Regions from separate parts of the Homo sapiens genome. Here region 2 is linked to region 1. The links are chromatin contacts, found by Hi-C or POLR2A ChIA-PET in ENCODE. All regions are on one chromosome and are shown on one strand. The core of a region is the stretch at or near the end of the contact, and the rest is flanking DNA. Distances in the headings are between cores, read along the strand shown. Region 1 holds the start of RMC1 (regulator of MON1-CCZ1). Region 2 overlaps NPC1 (NPC intracellular cholesterol transporter 1).

Region 1 (6,555 bases), core at 2,370-4,869:
AGTGCAGTGATGTGATCTCTGCTCATTGCAACTTCTGCCTCCTGTTTATATAAACAGGCCAAACCCTGTATGTATGTATGTATTTATTTATTTTTGAGATGGAGTTTCGCTCTTGTTCCACTTGTTGCCCAGGCTGGAGTGCAATGGCACGATCTTGGCTCACTGCAACCTGCAACTCCCGGGTTCAAGCGATTCTCCTGCCTCAGCCTCCCAAGTAGCTGGGATTACCAGCACTCACCACCACAGCCGGCTAATTTTTTTGTATTTTTAGTAGAGACGGGGTTTCACCATGTTGGCCAGGCTGGTCTCGAACTCTTGACCTCAGGTGATCCACCTGCCTCAGCTTCCCAAAGTGCTAGGATTACAGGCATGAGCCACTGCACCCAGCCGAAAGATGGAATTCAAAGAAGTGCTGGTAAGTCACTGTGGTATTTGTGAAAAAATAAAAATAAAGAGGGTTTGGGCTAGGCGCGGTGGCTCATGCCTGTAATCTCAGCACTTTGGGAGGCCAAGGGGGGTGGATCACCTGAGGTTGGGAGTTCGAGACCAGCCTGACCAACATGGAGAAACCCTGTCTCTACTGAAAATACAAAATTAGCCGGGTGTGGTGGCGCATGCCTGTAATCCCAGCTACTCGGGAGGCTGAGGCAGGAGAATCACTTGAACCGAGAGGTAGAGGTTGCAGTGAGCCAAGATTGTGCCACTGCACTCCAGCCTGGGCAACAAGAGGAACAAGAGCAAAACTCCATCAAATAAATAAATAAATAAATAAATAAAAACAGGGTTTGGCCTTGGGCAGGATGGACCGTTTTCTAGAAGGACAGCCGTGGTGCGCTGCACAACTGGTATGAAGCCCAGTTTCCATCTGAAGTCCTCGATGTTCATGGAAATAGGGGCGAGACAGTCTGAGGAGTGTGAAGAAGGCCTGAAAATATCCTTGCAGAGAACAGGAGAGACAATGACTGGGACAGCCAGGCAGGGCTGAGGGCCCATTTGAATTTCCCGCAGTGCCCTCTGTCCTGTTGTGTGACCCCTCCAGCAGTAGGTACTGGGAAAGCAGGTGGCTGAGTTCATCCAGGACTGAGGCTCTGCCAGACAAGAACAGTGCAGCAAGGATGTTGAAGGTAATGGCAAAAAATAACTGGAATGCAGAGAAATGAAATCAAAGCTGATGAGGAGGGAAGGGAAGAGAGGAGAGGGCAGATAGACTTGGGTAGAGAGGACAGAACAATGACAGGGCAAACTGGTGATGTTGAGGAAGAGTCACAGGGAGCAGCTAAACAAGCCAGCTGCAGGGATGGCACTGTGTGGCTGGAGAGCAGGGTTCTGGAGTTATCGGTTTTTCCATGTGTGACATGGGCCTGGGTGGGTGAGGCTGAGTGTAGAAGTCTTACATTTCCAGTCTTGTCACTCCTCTGATGAGTTTCAGACCAATATATCCATCTGCCTAGATGTCATTTCTCCTTGGATTCACATGCTCCAAACCAAACTCCTGGGCTCAGACATCAAAGCCACTCAAAAATAGCTCTCTGAGAAATAGAACTACCATATGATCCAGTAATCCAACTTTTGGGTATAGACCCAAAAGAATTAAAAACAGAATATTGAACAGATATTTGCATAGCTTTATTCACAACAGCCAAAGGTGGGAACAACCCACATGCCCATCAACAGACGAATGGATAAACAAAATGTGCTATATACATAAAATGGAATCTTTTTCGGCCTTAATGAAGGAAGGAAATCCTGACACATGCTACATGGATGAACCTTGAGGATATTTTGCTAAGCAAAAGAAGCCAGACACTAATGGACAAATACTATAAAATCCACTTATATGAGATACTTAGAGTAGTCAAATTTAGGGACAGAATCAGATTTGCAAGATAAAAAGTTTCTGGAAACGTATTTCACAATAATGTGAATATGCCTGATACTACTGAACACCTCAAAAAGGGTTAACACGGGGCCGGGCGCGGTGGCTCATGCCTGTAATCTCATCACTGTGGGAGGCCAAGGTGGGCAGATCACCTGAGGTTAGGAGTTGGAGACCAGCCTGGCCAACATGGTGAAACCCGGTCTCTGCTAAAAATACACACAAAAAAATTAGCTGGGCATGGTGGCAGGTGCCTGTAATCCCAGCTACTTGGGAGGCTGATGCGGGAGAATCGCTTGAACCCGGGAGGTGGAGGTTGCAGTGAACCGAGACAGGGCCATTGCACTCCAGCCTGGGCAACAAGAACGAAATTCCGTCTCAAAATAAAATAAAATAAACAATAAAAATAAAGGGTTAACATGGGGGCTGAGCACGGTCAGCGAGAGAATCACTTGAGGCCAGGAGTCTGAGACCAGCCTGGGCAACAGAGAACGCTGTCTCTACAAAGCATAATAATAAAAAAATGAGCCAGGTGTGGTGGCATGCACCCGTGGTCCCAGCTACTTGTGAGGCTGAGATGGGAGGTTGAGACTGCAGTGAGCCGTGTTCGCATCACTGCTCTCCAGCCTGGGCACAGAGACACTCTGTCTCTGAAACAAACAAAAAAAGAGGGGCTAACATGGTAAATTTCATGTTTCTTATCAAGTAAAAAGGCTTGCTGACCCACAATCTATATTAGGTTTCCCTGTTACTAGCAAGGAGTGAAGGATGTGCTATCCCAAAATATGTCCAAAAATTGGTATATTATTTTGAGCTAAAAACACCGGAGAAATTGTAGTTTCAGAAAGGGCTAGATGACCTGTCGTTTCCTACAGGGAATAAGCAGTAAAGATTCCTCTGGGAGTGGCACCCTCTCTGTACCCGGGTCAGAAAATAGCCCTTATCACCAGAGACTGGGAGTTGGGGCTGCAATGGACCTGAATAAATGAACTTCCCAAGTAACACTTACCTTCCACTAATTTTACACCCTCCCCAATATTTCTCCTAGTGACTCTCTTAGAAATGTATCGCCCCAGCCAGATGCCTTTTGTGCTTTCTTCTCAAATGCATCATTCTTTGTCTAAAAAGTATAAAAGCATCTTGCTGTGGCCACTTCTTCAGACCTCACTCTCTTTTGAAGGTCCCCATGAAAAACTAATAAAGTGTGTATGCTTTTCTTTTGTTTATCTGCCTCTTGTCAATTCGGTTTCTGGCTCCAGCGGAAGAGCCCGCAGAAGCGCTGAGGGGACTGGAGACGGTCTCTGGCGCCCCTACACCTGCTCAGTGAGCCTTCAGCCCCTTCTCCCTGACGAAGCTCCCAGAGGCTGGAACTCTGGCGCGGGAGGCACTTGGGAAATCCTCCCGAAAGCAAGGAGGAGCCTTTCCTAGACCGGGAGCGGTCCCACGCGGGGGTACAGGTTGGGGCAGGGGCGACCGAGCCGGGCACAGGAACTCGCAGCAGGGTAGGGTTGGCGGCTACGCCGCCCTCGGTCCGCGGGGAACCACGCGGGCTTCCGGGTCACGCCGCCGCGTTCCGACCGCCCTCGGGGAGAGGGGAGGAGCCTCCAGCGCCGGGCGGGGCGTGGTTAAGGCCGGTGGGCCCCACCGCAGCCAGACGCTGCCCGTTTAAGCGCAGAGGGCCGCGGGTCACGTGGTGGGCGGGGTGGGGGCGTGGCACCAGGAAGCGGCGTCCGCGCCGGGCCCAGAGCCGCAGCCGCAGCCGCCGCTACAGTCCGGGCCGGGCTCCACCGCGCATCCTGCTCCACTCTGGCGACCGCCCCCGGGGCCCCCGCCGCGGGCGCGGCGCCCGCCATGGGCGAGGAGGACTACTATCTGGAGCTGTGCGAGCGGCCGGTGCAGTTCGAGAAGGCGAACCCTGTCAACTGCGTCTTCTTCGATGAGGCCAACAAGCAGGTCCGGCGCGCCCGCGCTTCCTCCCCCGCGCGGCCCTGCCGGGGTCGTGGGCGCGCCAAGGCCGGTCCCGCGCGACCAGGCCCGAGCGTCCCCTCCTGTCCTGTCCCGTCCCGTCCCAGCGCGGGAGGCGGCGCGCGCTCCTTCCTTGTTGGGTGGGCTCAGCCGCGGCCAGGTGTCCTCGCAGGTGACCTCGGGGCTGGACCCCCGAGCCAGCTGCGCGGATGCAGTGGCCCCGTGGCCAGTGTCTCAATTGTTGGCGCGCCCGTCTTATCTAGGCTTCTTTTGTTGTGTTTGTCATTAGTTACACTCGTAGTCAAGGGTTTAGACGTCGAGATTTTCATTTTCCTTGAAATTTTGTAAAGGGGGAAAAGACTGTACTTCAGGCGTATCAGCGGCGCCGATGCGCGAACCGGTGTTAGAACTTGGAGCCTCGGGAACCCGACCCGGTGTCACGGTGGCATCCTTTTCGCTCTCTGCTCTTGGTTTTTAAAATTCACCTGAGCAGCCAAACATCTGTACCTTGATATGTGCCGTGTTACTTTAGTTGAACCCAGGGTGGTGTATAACAGAAATAATCGCTTGCGGGTTGGCTTCTGAGTTTAGATCCTTTCAGAGTTCAGGCTGTTAACCTTGCTGCTTTTCCCTCTCAGGTTTTTGCTGTTCGATCTGGTGGAGCTACTGGCGTGGTAGTTAAAGGCCCAGATGATAGGAATCCCATCTCATTTAGGTAATGGTATAGACACTTTCAGATCATTTTGTCATGTAAACAGAATGATGTTTTTCTAATTCAAATGGTTTTTTATAATTTTGTCATTTGGTCTGCCCTAAGAGGCCTGAAGTCTGTGTGCGCACATGGAATTCCTGTCTGTAGGGAGGGTCTTCGTGGCACTTACTAGCACCTCTTGTCAGAGTGGAATATCTGGAGCAGTTGATTTGGGAGCCAAATACTTCAAAAGTGGGGCAGCCACTTCCTAGCACTGGAAATTAACAAGTCAGCGTGATGATGTGCCCATTTCTGGTTTGTTCACAGAGGAGGGCGTTCATTTCTTTAGCCCAGGTCTTTCCAGAGTGGCAGGTGGAGGAGATTCATTGTTTCTCATGTAATAATACAAGAAAATCATGGCTTCCACTATACTTAAGGTGACTGCATAGTCCCAGTTCGCACTGTTGAACAGGTTTAATGATCAACAGCAGGGCCTTTCACTTTCAGAAGTGTCTCGATTTGGATGATAAGCTATCTGGCCACTGTAACACTGGTGCTTACAGAAGGTGAAAGTATAATGTAGGCCCTCAATTCAGTAGTGACTTAAAAAATTTTACTGTTGGTCTGTGTTAATGAGAAACTGTCCTTTTTTGAGAGGGAGCCTCCCTCTGTTCCCCAGGGTGGAGTGCAGTGGTGCGATCTTGGCTGACTGCAACCTCCGCCTCCCAGGTTCAAGTGATTCTCCTGCTTCAGCTTCCCAAGTAGCTGGGATTAGAGGCGCCCACCACCACGCCCGGCTAATTTTTTTTGTATTTTTAGTAGAGATGGGGTTTCACCGTGTTGGCCAGGCTGGTTTCGAACTCCTGACCTCAAAACGATCCGCCCGCCTCAGACTCCCACAGTGCTAGGATTACAGGCATGAGCCGCTGCACCCGGCCTGAGCAAGGTTTTAAAGTATGGATGGGGTTCGAGCATGGTGTTTTGGGGAACTCTGGGTCTGTGTAACTGAAGGTTACATAGGGTGTCTCCACAGGGAAGGGGAAATGGTGGTGGTGTGGCCACTGGCAGGGGCCAGCTTGAACCTTACATATTCTCCTATGAAATTAGAGCTTTATCTTCTTATTGAAACTTATCAGGTGGGGTGTGGGATGATCATGTCAGTGTTTGGCAAGATCATGCTGTTCACAGCACGGAGGCTGGCTTAGTTGGGAGCCTGTCAGAGTTAGGGATGCTATGGAGAGTAGCAATCAGCGAGCCATGTGTGGTGAAGAGCAGCGCTCTGGTGGTGTAGAGTGGCATTGCATAGGCAATCAAGGGATACTTAGGAAGATGGGTCTCTCGTAAGACCCGGGGGTCGGTTGGGTGTGGAAAACGAGTGAGCCCGTGATAATCTAGATTGGGGGCTCTAAGAAGTTTGTGGGTGGGGGGAAGGTACTGAATTTAACTTAAAAAGAGTTTTTAGACTGGGCGCGGTGGCTCATGCCTGTAATCCCAGCACTTTGGGAGGCCGAGGCGGGTGGATCACTTGAGATCAGGAGTTCGAGACCAGCCTGGCCAGCATGGTGAAACCCTGTCTCTACTAAAAATACAAAAATTAGCCAGGTGTGGTGGCACGTGCCTGTAATCCCAGCTACTCGGAACGCTGAGGCAGGAGAATCACGTGAACCCGAGAGGCAGAGGTTGCAGTGAGCCGAGATCATGCCACTGCACTGTAGCCTGGGCAACAGAGCAAGACTCCGTCTCAAAAAAAAAAAAAAAAAGATTTTTAAAAGCAGCTTTATTGAGGCATAGTTGACACATAATAAACTGTACACACTTAATATTATGCAATATGTGAGTTTTGACATGTATACACCCATGAAACCATCACCACAATCAAGGCAATGAACATGTTCAGACCCCGAAAAGTTTCCTTGGGCCCTTCTGTAATCCATCCCTTGAGTTTTTTTTTTTTAAATGAATTTTTAATTTAAAAAATGTATGTATTGGAATAGAGACGGGGTCTCACTGTGTTGCTGAGGCT
Region 2 (4,915 bases), core at 1-2,500, 38 kb after region 1:
AAGTACAAGACAAGGTGGTACTGACTAGTTGTCCAGCTGCGCCGCGTTAAATATCTGCTGCACCAGGGAATCATTGTTGCAGCCCATGCCGCCGCACACCATGTTCTGCCCCTTGGAAGAAGTGTAGTCGTGCCCTTCCTCCAGGACAAAGTACACAGGCGGACCCGCATGCAGGTACTGACTGATGGATTTGAAATAATCCACCATGTAGGAGTCCTGAAAGAAAGATAAAAGAATAGGAGAGAGTGTGAACACTCTGATAGTAACTAAGCAAGGCGAGGATCATGGAGAATAAGAGGGTGCCAGGAGGTTCCTGGCTGAGATGCCTCCAGCTGGACTCATGATTCCTAACACCACCAGTCTTCCCCCCAGGGCCCCAGGGTGCTCCTCCTGCTAGCCCCACAATCAGGAGAGCATCTCATAAAGTAACCTCATAAGACTAGTTATTCGTGTTCTGCAGCTGTGCCCAGAGGGGCTCAGTCAGAATGCCAGACAGCCCACACCAGCAGTGCACTGCGACAGTTCTCCTAACCCTGGAAACCCTGTCACCATTTGCAGTTAGAAGCAGGCACTTGCTTGAAACACCTACGTGCATGTTTTGAAAAATGTATTCATCATCAGCTAAAGAAGTTAAAAAAAAAAAAAAAAGGAAGTCATCTTACATCTGGCATCGAAAGAGACTGATCCAATCCAATATCTACTTTGTTCAGGACTGCGATGCTGAATGACAGAACACCCACAAATATTGCTATCTGGAACAACAAATGAATCATAAGACAGAGACTGCTTAGTAAATAAGCTTACGACCAGAAATAAAATCTTAAGCACACACAAAAAGCAGGATTTTTTAAAATGGAAAAGCTTAAATGACAGGCTAATAGGGAGTACAGGGCAGTGGGTGAGACCACAGCACCAGGAGTCCAAATTCCTGGGTGCAAATCCTGACTCTGCCACTTACGGGCTGAGTGACTTGGGGCAAACCACTTCACCTCTCTTGGCTTCTATTTCCTCATTATTAAGAGGAAAAATAAAAGTTTCTTTGCAACTTTCTGTGAATCTGAAACTATTTCAAAATAAAAAACTTAAAACTCTTGTTTATATGGACTGATAAAAGCTCACAGGAAAAACATTTTATCTACTGTTCCACATTTGCTTTTGCTTTTTTTTTAGATACATTTTAACAGCTTTAAGAATCTCCTTCCCAGGCTGTCTGGCTTCTTAGAAGGCATGTGATAATCTGTTTCAGTGAGAGGAAAGAGAAAAACCACAGATAAGCGCATACCACAATTGGTCTCATCCAGTCCTTTAGCAGAAGTGGAGAATAGGAGTTTTTGAAGAAGCGAAACAAACAGCTCTCTGAGGCCTGGACGCTTGTTCCATCTTCAGCACCTCTGACACAGCAAAAGATGTCTAGCCGATTTTTCTGAGGGGACAGAGGGAAACAAAGGTTATACCCGCTAGCTGCTTCCTCTAGATTCTAGACTCAAATTAAATAGACTATAATCCTGGCACCAACTTACCTCTTGACGTTTAATGTCTAACCCCAAGAGACTCACGAAACAGGTAATCTGCAGAAGAAAGTCAATGAAGACTGCCAATCCCGCAAAGAGAGAGAAGGTGTGCACGGCTGGCATCACGGACAATGCTCCTGTCGGGGAGAGAAGGGCTCTGCGTCACTTCTGTTTACAGCCGGGGGCTCTCTGCAGGTCTTATGTTCATGTGCATGTACAGATACAAGGAGCCAGCACAGGCCAAACGCATGAGAAGGCATGCTGCGGCTGGACATTACACCAGAAGTGGGACAGGAGGTGATAAGCCAGTGCTTTTCAAAGCACACTCAGCACCAGACCATTTGGGAAGCCCCATCCTAGTTATGACAGGAATTCAACCCCAATTCTACTATACTCAGGTTCACAGCAAATTCACACACATTAAAATTTGAGAACCACTAATACAGGCCATTTCTTATAGTACTTTCTGTGCTTCACTGTAAGAAATGGACAGTATTTTCCATTTATTACATCAACACTACTAGCCTCCCAGTTTAGTTAAGAGGTAATCTACAATCGAGTGAGGATCAAAGGCATGAGGGTAAGACTTGGAAACTGCAAACTGGCAGCCCATGAATCAGATGGTTCCTGTTTAGCCCACACTGTATCAACCCATCTTAAGATTAAAAAACTTTTTTTTATAAGTTGCCAATATTTAACAATGGCATTTTACACAAAAATCTAGATTCACAGCTTTGCTTGGAAGAAAAACAACAACAACAACACAGACCTTGTAGCACTGGGTTGGCCACACACATAACTGTCTTTTTAGATAGGACACGTGCAGTTGGGGTGCCACAATCCCTACTCACTCCTACTGTCCCAAGGTCACTCCAACCTTGAGGCACAGTCTCTGCTGCTATTATCATCACACTTGCACTGGTTTTCTTATAATAGTAGTGAAAAAAAGAAAGTTTTTTCTTTTTTTTTTTTTTTTCTGCACCTGTGTTTGTCAAAAGGAACTACAGGGCTACAGGTTTCAAAAGCACATGGCTTTGTGGAGATGAAGAATAACAAGCTAGCAGTGTATCTGTGGTGAAAGACTACCACCTACAATGACCTTACAATGGCCCTGATTAAGCTGACCTCCCAGCCATGTAGGCATTGCAGTTTGTGGCCCGTGGATGGTCTTCTTTGGACTGAGTGATTCCAGTCCAGCCTCCCCTATAGTGGACAGAGTCACTTTGCTCTTACTACACTTCAGACATGGGGCAGACAGCCCCACTAGTGGGTCTATTTGATGATTCTCTATGTGAAAGAAACACAGAAGTGCTGACTTTGTTCCAGCTTATTCTGGCTCCTTGTAATGTGGTGAGTCAAGAGCTTCTGGTCATTAACAAGGCTGCTTCCCCAATGAGTTGTGTGCACAGAAGAGAAAGACTGCCTTTGAAAACAACGGCAAACATCTTGTAAGCGAGTGCCTGTGGATTTGGGAGCTGCTGCTTAGAGTGTCATGTGGAGAAGGATTCAGTGGCTACTCAAGGATGCCATTTTCAACTATCAACATTCCCAGTGGCTACTAAAAGGGGAAAGTGGCAAGACGAACTCTAGGTCTCTTTCACCCTGAACCCCAACATCAATGCTGTCCTGACAGTTAAATGAGAAGGAAGCCACTTGCAAAATCACACCTAAGTTACTGCTGCCAATTTTTCTGTGGTCCAGTGATACTTTCCCAGTGCAGAACAAAGCTTAAAAAAAGGAGACAACACGGGCTGGGCACGGGGGCTCACGCCTGTAATCTCAGCACTTTGGGAGGCCGAGGCAGGTACATCACCTGAGGTCAGGAGTTCGAGACCAGCCTGGCCAACATGGTGAAACCCCATCTCTATTAAAAATGCAAAAAATTAACTGGGCATGGTGGTACGTGCCTTTAATCCCAGCTATTTGGGAGGCTGAGGCAGGAAAATCGCTTGAACCCGGGAGGCGGAGGCTGCAGTGAGCCGAGATTGCACCACTGCACTCCAGCCTGGGTGGCAGAGTGAGACTCCGTCTCAGAGAAAAAAAAAAAAAAGAAAAAAAAAAAAAGGAAGCAACACAAAGGGACATGTTCAGGTAGCCAGCTCCTTCTTTCTCCAGGCTCAGCAGACTACAGGACTGGTAGGATTGAAAGCATAATTACCTAAGAAAAATGCTACAGTCTCAGAAAAGGATGACAGGAACATACTGGGAGCCACTTCTCCTAGGACCCTGCCCAGCTGCTGATCCAGGGTTTCCCCTTGAAGACGTTCATCTCTCTTAAAAAAAAAAAAAAAAAATTATGCGACATTAAAATTTCTCAATAACAACGCCATTTCTTGCTGCCTTGTGTTAACTCAAGGGTAAAAATAAATGATTAGTAGACGATTAGCAGTGTCTTCTAAGCATATAAACTTCGGTGGGGGACTCCAATGTTCTCAGAGTATTTCTGCACTACAGAGCTAGGTACCAAGTGAGAAACTAAAGGGAAAGCTGAGCCAGCCACATTATCAGGAAAACACTCGGAACACAGGCGGCAGGGGACTGGACCAGTGAACATCACTCTCACGTGCACTGAGTCTCCGCCCACGTCGGGTCTACAGGACGACTGAGACCACCTTCTACAGCAGCGGGACACGTGTTGACCTTTTGCCTTTTTAGTGGCACCTTTGGGCAAAATGAATCTAACATTCTATACTATGCTGAACATCATTTTAACAGCAGTCGTACCCAAAATCTTTTCCAAAAGTGTGTTAGCCCTTCTTGTACACATGATACTATTTAAAATGAAAAGATACTATTAAAAGACACTATTTAAAGATACAATTTAAAACACAATTCTTACTTTATATCTACTATTTCAACAACCAAAAAGAGGGGTGAAATTCTTGGTCCTAAGATGTCCACAGCAAGTCAAGACGACCGATGAGCCACACAGGGAAAGGAAACAAAACACCCTCACAGGTCACACTCACGAATGCGGAGCCCAGGAGCCATTCACAGTCCCTGAAACTTGAACAGATGCTGAGCCCTGTGAGAATATGGAAGTATACCTGGTAGGCCTGCACCAGAATGAAGATGTTGTCCACTCCAACAGCCAGCACCAGGAACGGGATGACTTCAATCACAATGAGGGTCAAGGGCAACCCAATGTAGCTGAAGACACCCAAGGAGCAAGCCACCGAGCTCAGCACGATCAAGATGCCCGCGATGCCTAGTGAGACCTTCGAATCCACCTGAGAGAGGCGACAGACACAATCACCAATTAGTTACAGGGTTGTCTGTCCCACTTGTTACTAAAAGGTCCTCCTTTTTACTTTACAGGGCTGTATTAAACCTAGAGTTGAATGTACAATTCTGTGTTTCAGAGAGGACTTGTAAACATTTCTAGGTCTGCTCGGGCAACACAT

The links. Hi-C counts contacts between places; a loop is a spot of excess contacts on that map. ChIA-PET counts read pairs that join two places held with the same protein, here RNA polymerase II (POLR2A). Pooled maps may share reads with other maps.
Region 2: a map of naive thymus-derived CD4-positive, alpha-beta T cell shows a loop between it and region 1 (4-fold over the local background). The contact joins the enhancer-like site here to the promoter of RMC1 in region 1. A Hi-C loop is called at or near these places in 2 of 168 maps with a recorded cell type or tissue (HepG2 and naive thymus-derived CD4-positive, alpha-beta T cell) and 9 of 50 pooled maps. POLR2A ChIA-PET finds 5 or more read pairs at or near these places in 9 of 52 experiments (CD4-positive, alpha-beta memory T cell, GM10248, IMR-90 and 5 more).

What each region holds. Positions count from the first base shown.
Region 1 is chr18:23,499,892-23,506,446 of GRCh38, forward strand. RMC1 (regulator of MON1-CCZ1) reads left to right here and starts at 3,620. Exons shown (of 20, transcript NM_013326.5): 1 at 3,620-3,829; 2 at 4,480-4,556. The coding sequence starts at 3,728. It also overlaps a transcript of NPC1 not described here. RefSeq lists a silencer at 3,332-3,981 and enhancers at 4,232-4,331, 5,577-6,080.
Region 2 is chr18:23,539,786-23,544,700 of GRCh38, forward strand. NPC1 (NPC intracellular cholesterol transporter 1) reads right to left here. Exons shown (of 25, transcript NM_000271.5): 13 at 4,559-4,741; 14 at 3,670-3,784; 15 at 1,521-1,648; 16 at 1,283-1,423; 17 at 663-752; 18 at 26-216. Among named protein-coding and RNA genes, the nearest start is that of RMC1, 39 kb to the left of the region's middle. RefSeq lists an enhancer at 2,493-2,542. Within about 2 kb of position 1,251, at least 9 of the 41 ENCODE cell types and tissues checked have a DNase peak (open chromatin) inside an H3K27ac peak, as active enhancers do.